Linked DNA regions of Homo sapiens: region 1 is linked to region 2. A link is an interaction called in ENCODE POLR2A ChIA-PET data of the cell type or tissue named here. Cell type or tissue: MCF 10A. All regions are shown on one strand. Links, peaks and the distances in the headings refer to the core of each region. The heading gives the core; the rest is flanking DNA.

What was found. ChIA-PET counts read pairs that join two places held together with the same protein. Peaks named below come from ENCODE experiments on the same cell type or tissue, not always from the same donor. Only the 100,000 strongest peaks of a DNase experiment are listed, where the experiment ranks them.
Region 1: POLR2A ChIA-PET joins it to region 2 with 13 read pairs; 18 of 35 experiments call an interaction of 5 or more read pairs at or near these places.

Annotation. Positions count from the first base shown.
Region 1 is chr17:43,392,600-43,395,506 of GRCh38, forward strand. No RefSeq gene overlaps it. Among named protein-coding and RNA genes, the nearest start is that of ARL4D, 4.9 kb to the right of the region's middle. In MCF 10A, for the core only: a CTCF peak has its summit at 1,534 (motif pointing right); a DNase peak (open chromatin) is centred at 1,562.
Region 2 is chr17:43,448,007-43,450,913 of GRCh38, forward strand. MIR2117HG (MIR2117 host gene) reads left to right here. Exons shown (of 2, transcript NR_146952.1): 2 at 2,891-2,907. Among named protein-coding and RNA genes, the nearest start is that of MIR2117, 4.7 kb to the left of the region's middle. In MCF 10A, for the core only: no CTCF peak of the experiment used is centred there; a DNase peak (open chromatin) is centred at 1,745.

The DNA.
Region 1 (2,907 bases), core at 90-2,589, 56 kb before region 2:
GCTTTGAGACTGACATTCTTGCTGAGACTGGGGTATTCTCCTTTTACCCATATCTAAGAGCCTGTGAGTTTCCTTTTGTGTCCAATAAGGGCTAATCCTGGGTGGTCTATGACTGCCTGTCTGCAAGGTCACAGAAGGACGTGACCTCCATCTGCTGTTGCTTTCCTGATGGCTCCCTTGGTCTCCTGCAAGTTCTCCAATGCCAGCTTAGTCCTTGTTCAACTCTACGTTTTCTGGAGAGAACCCTTCTTGGCACTGTCACCTCTGTTGAGATAACTCTCCTCCAAATCTCCAGCCCCCTTCTCTAGCCACCCCTAGACATTCTTCTTGGGAACCCCCATCCCCAGGCTGTCCGAATTCCCTCTGGCCTCTCAGTCCTTGGATGCTGAGGGCCACTCCCTTTTACTTCCTCAAGTTCTTACTTTCCTTGGCTTCAGGCACTTGCAGCTTTGTGGCCTTTTAAAGTCCTATGGTTTTCCTTCTACCTCTCCAGATGCTGCTTCTCCATCTTTCACTTCATTTCCCTGCCTTGAATGTGGAGATGCTCATGACAGTGTTATGGAACCACTTTCCTCCTCTCACCCCATTGCTCCCTGGGGAATTCCACCCATCTCAGGACTCTTTTCTCACTGACCACCCAAGGCCACTCCTCCAACTAAGGCCTCCCCTGAGCTCCAGGCTCCTGAGCAAATGGACTCTGGACATTTGTCCCCACATGGATAGCCTGCAGACATTACACCATGGCTGCAACTGAACTCTTGAAAACCTTCCCAAGGCCGAGCACGGTGGCTCTTGCCTGTAATCCCAGCACTTTGAGAGGCCGAGGCAGGTAGATTGCTTGAGCCAAGTTTGAGACCAGCCTGAGCAACGTGGTGAAACCCCGTCTCTACTAAAAATACCAAAATTAGCCGGGCATGGTGGCACACGCCTGTAATCCCAGCTACTCGGGAGGCTGAGGCAGGAGAATCGCTTGAACCCGGGATGTGGAGGTTGCAGTGAGCCAAGATCATGCCCTCCAGCCTGGGCGAAAGAGCAAGACTCCACCTCAAAAAAAAAAAAAATTAGCTGGGTATTGTGGTGGGAGCCTGTAAGTCCCAGCTACTCAGGAGGCTGAGGTGGGAGGATCACTGAAGCCCAGGATATAGAGGTTGCAGTGAGCTGAGATCACACCATTGCACTCCAGCCTAGGTCATAGAGTAAGACCCTCTCTAGGAAAAAAAAAAAAAATCTTCCCCACCCTGCAGCCCTCTCCTGCCTGCCTCAGTGTTCCCTGGACCTATTAGACCCTCTGTAAATACATGGAAAATGTCATCAAAATTAGAGTTTCTGCTCAAATAGTGTTCATTTTAATTTGGTATCTCACACACACTAAAAACTTGAAGAGGGTGTATTTTCTACCTCCAACCTGAAACTGTAGGAAAGGCCCTGTCTGAAAGGAGACTTCGGGAGCTGACAAAGGAACCTGAATAACTTCATCCACTAAGACTCCGCTTTTCTTCACCAATCAGGCGGTGACAAATACATCCACCAGGGGGCAGCATCTACTTATTTCTAGCCCCTGGCTCCACCCTAGGCCTTGATTTTGGGGTGGTTGCCAGGGAAAGAGTTCCTGGTTGGGGAGAAGGGTATCTTTGGGGCCCTTTCGCACATTTTTGCCCCACACTCATACTTAGCGATAGGTTGGGTTTTCTCAATTTTGTTCATGAGGAAACAGAACTGGGATTTGAAAAATGGGCCTTCGTGATTGCCGAGCTGGTAACTGCTCCGTGGCGTCCATTCCCCCACCCCACCCCCTACTCCTGCAGACTCCTCTTTCCCTCGTTTGTTCACGAAGACAAGTACTTGGTTAAGATGCTGCAGAGACAAGGATGTTCTCAGCCACTTCCTAGAAGAGCTCCACCCATCCTCCTACCCTCCCTTACTTCAGAGCATGGGCTGTTATGGGGAAACGACCTGGAGACATCTAAAGCCCCTCATTACAGGATGAGGAAACCGAGGCTCCCAGGTGGGGAAGTTACTTTTTTTTGAGACGGAGTCTCGCTCTGTCGCCCAGGCTGGAGTGCAGTGGCGCAATTCGGCTCACTGCAACCTCCGCCTTCCCGGTTCCAGCTATTCTCCTGCTTCAGCCTCCGGAGTAGCTGGGACTACAGGCGTGCGCCACCACGCCCTGCTAATTTTTTTGTATTTTTAGTAGAGACGAGGTTTCAACATGTTGGCCAGGCTGGTCTTGAACTCCTAACTTCAGGTGATCCATCCGCCTCAGCCACCCAAAGTGTTGGCATTATAGGCGCGAGCCACTGGGCCCGGCCGGAAGTGGCTTTTTACTTTTTCAAGTCACTCTACTAGTGAGGAATGGAAGGATGGGACTCACGCACTGAATCTCAGTCTGGTGTTCCAGCATGTCCTAAGGGCAACCTGTCTCTCCAGTGTCATCCCCATTTTTGGTCCTTGTTTTTCTCCTTTAAGTTCCTCCTCTCCAATAAAGGCCTGAGAGTTCTATACTACTCAGACACTGCCTAGAAATGCAGGGTTTGTAGGAATTCCTGGCCAACCCAGTATCAACAGAACCCCCAAGGGCCCAAGGGCCCAAGGACCCCAGGCTGGGAAACTCCCACGCTAAGGGTGGAGGTTTGGTTCTCCTACTCAGGGAGCCCTCTGAGTACATTTATTCCATCATGCATTCATTAATTCACACAAGATTTTCTGACTGCCTATGTGTGCCAGGCATGGTGCTGGGCATGGTAGAGCTACAGATAAGAACCAGCTGCTGCCCTTGATCACGTAGTCTGGTGGAGGAGACAGCTCTGAGGAAGAATGATGCTTATCTGACTCAGTGTCACTTAAACCTTGGCTCAGCGTCGCCGCTTTGAAACTTTCTCCTGCACACTCTTCCACCAATCTAAAGTA
Region 2 (2,907 bases), core at 298-2,797:
TATTTTTATTTTTTTGTAGAGATGAGGTCTTGCATATTGCCCAGGCTGGGCGAACTCCTGGCCTCAAGCAATCTTCTTGTCTCAGTAATTGTATTGAAAGTGACCCATTACAGGCATGAGCCACCTCGCCTGGCTGTTGAACATCTTTTCATGTGCCTATCTGCCATCTTAATATTCTCTTTGGTGAAGTATTTGTTTACATCTTTTGCTCATTTTTAAAGTCAGTAATCTGTTTTCTTATTTAGGTATGAGAGTTCATTATAAATTCTGGTTTTTGTTTGTTTGTTTTTGTTTTGTTTTGTTTTTGAGACAGAGTTCTGCTCTTGTTGCCCAGGCTGGAGTACAATGGTGTAATCTTGGCTCACTGCAATCTCCGCCTCCCAGATTCAAGTGATTCTCCTGCCTCAGCCTCTTGAGTAGCTGGGATTACAGGCACCCGCCACCACGCCCAGTTAATTTTTATATTTTTAGTAGAGATGGAGTTTTGCCATGTTGGCCAGGCTGGTCTCAAACTCCTGACCTCAGGTGATCCACTCTCCTCGACCTCTCAAAGTGCTGGGATTACAGGCATGAGCCACCGCGCCTGGCCCATTATAAATTCTGGATACAAATCCTGTGTTGCACATATGATTCGTAAATATTTTCTCTTAGTCTGTGTTTTGGACACAATACTTTTTGTACATGTGTCTGATGAGAGAAAGGTATGGAATTAACATTTACTGAGCACCTACTATGTGCTGGACGTTGTAGTGGATTGCTGGAGGAATAGGGATATAAGTAAGATAGAGTCCCTATCCTCAAGAGAGGTTTCCTGGAGGAGGGGTGAAGTTTGGACACTACTGTCTATACTACAGGCAGAAATTTTTGTAGAGACGGGGTCTCACTATGTTGTCCAGGCTGGTCTTGAGCTCTTGGGCTCAGGCGATCCTCTGAGCCACAATAAGGTAGAAGAGGGAAATGTAGAGCCAAGTGGTTACAAGTAAGGACTTTGGAGTCAGTTTGTCTGGTCCCAGCTGCAGCACTTACCACCTGTATGTCCTTGGGCAAGTTACTAAATCTCTCAGTACCTCGGTTTCTTCATTAGCAAAATTAGGGCAGTAATAATGCCCATGGAAGGGCTGGGGGTACGAAATGAGAGGGTGTAGGTGGCAAAGGGAAACTCTCCACTCTTATCTACTGTATTATCATTTATTTGGGTAGCAACGTTGTTCTGTGGCCATCAGGGGAAGCTACCCTCCACCTCCTGGAGGAGGTGTCATTGGAGCTGAACCTCAAGGCCTGGAAAGACTTCCAGAAGCTGAGATGGGTGCATTGAAGTGGTGGAAGCTGCTCTTTAGAACCTATATTTTGCCCCAAACCATATATTCCTCCCCAAAGAGAGAAGTTTTCCTCTTTCTTGTTCCATCCCCTCCTCTCTTCATCCTGCGCTGTCCTCTCATCAAGTCTTTTTCTTTCTTTTCCCTGTCTCTCCTTCTCACCTGCCAGAGGCTTCTATGGGCCCCTCTTGTGTCCTTGGCCTTATGAAGTCACCGACACTTGGGTTATGGGCTGCTGCTCTGAGGCTGCAGGGTCACCTTCGGCCCCTCGATGGGGACTTTACACTCTACTCCAAACAGAAGCAGGATGCTGTCTTGGGGATTCTTTCCCCCTGCAGTCTGGTGCCCTGGTGCCAGTGCTCAGGGAATGAATTTAGTGCTGGGTCACTTCCAGTACAAATTATTGAGCAATTTTCTGTGTGGACATCAGGCCTATGTTGAGACAACAGCTCTGCCAGTTCGAGCTTGTTCCGTTAATAATTTACTGGCGGAGAAATGGGAGTTAAATGAGCCAGGAGGCATATTTTGCATGAACTTTGAGGGTACCTCTGACAGCAGTTCATGTAATTTGTCCGGGAAGATACTAAAGCTGTCTGAAATCTAATGTCCTGCCTGCCACACTGACCCTTTGGATCCATTTTATTAACACAGTTGGCTTTGATTTATGTTTATTTTATTGCTTTGGTTTCTCTTCTGAACTCATAACCAGAGTGGTGGTGCATGTGGAAAATGGCTCTGTGAAGAATTAGGTTCCCAGGTGTGCTTGTGGAAGGAAACCTAGCAGCAGCTGTGGGTTTTTCTCGGCTTTGCAGGACTGGGATGTCTTGTGGCAAAACTGCCCCTTTCTGAGTGACTGGCCACTGTGTGTGTGCAAGGCCAGCACCATTGATGTGTGACCTGTGCAGTTAAGCAGGGCCCCATGTTTAGAAGGACCCCCTGCTTGATTTAATGCTCTGCTGTCACCATTTAAACGTCTTAATAATTTAGAAACAAGGAGTCATCCTTTTTTTTTTTTGAGGCAGAGTTTTGCTCTTGTCGCCCAGGCTGGAGCGCAATGGCGCGATCTCAGCTCACTGCAACCTCTGCCTCCTGGGTTCAAGCGATTCTCCAGCCTCAGCTTCCCAAGTAGCTGGGATTACAGGCACCTGCCACCACGCCTGGCTAATTTTTGTATTTTTAGTAGAGACGGGGTTTCACCATGTTGGCTGGGCTGGTCTCAAACTCCTGACCTCAAGTGATCCACCCACCTCGGCCTCTCAAAGTGCTGGGATTACAGGCATGAGCCACCATGCCTGGCTGGATTCATACATTTTATACTGGCCCCTGAAAATTCTGTAACCAGCCCTGAGTGTGTGCCATGGTCCACATTCCCAATTCTTTATGTTGAACCTAGGTGATTCGCCAAGTTTATTCTGTTCTTTCTGGGGCCATCCCAAAATCCTTAAGGAGGCTATGGCAACTCTGTCCCAGTGTCTTACAGGCCCACCAGCCAAGATATCTGAAAACACATACAGATAAAAAGTTTGCTTAAAAAAAATCAGTTACGGCCTCTTCCCGGCCACCATCCCATCTAGGAAGTGAGGAGCGTCTC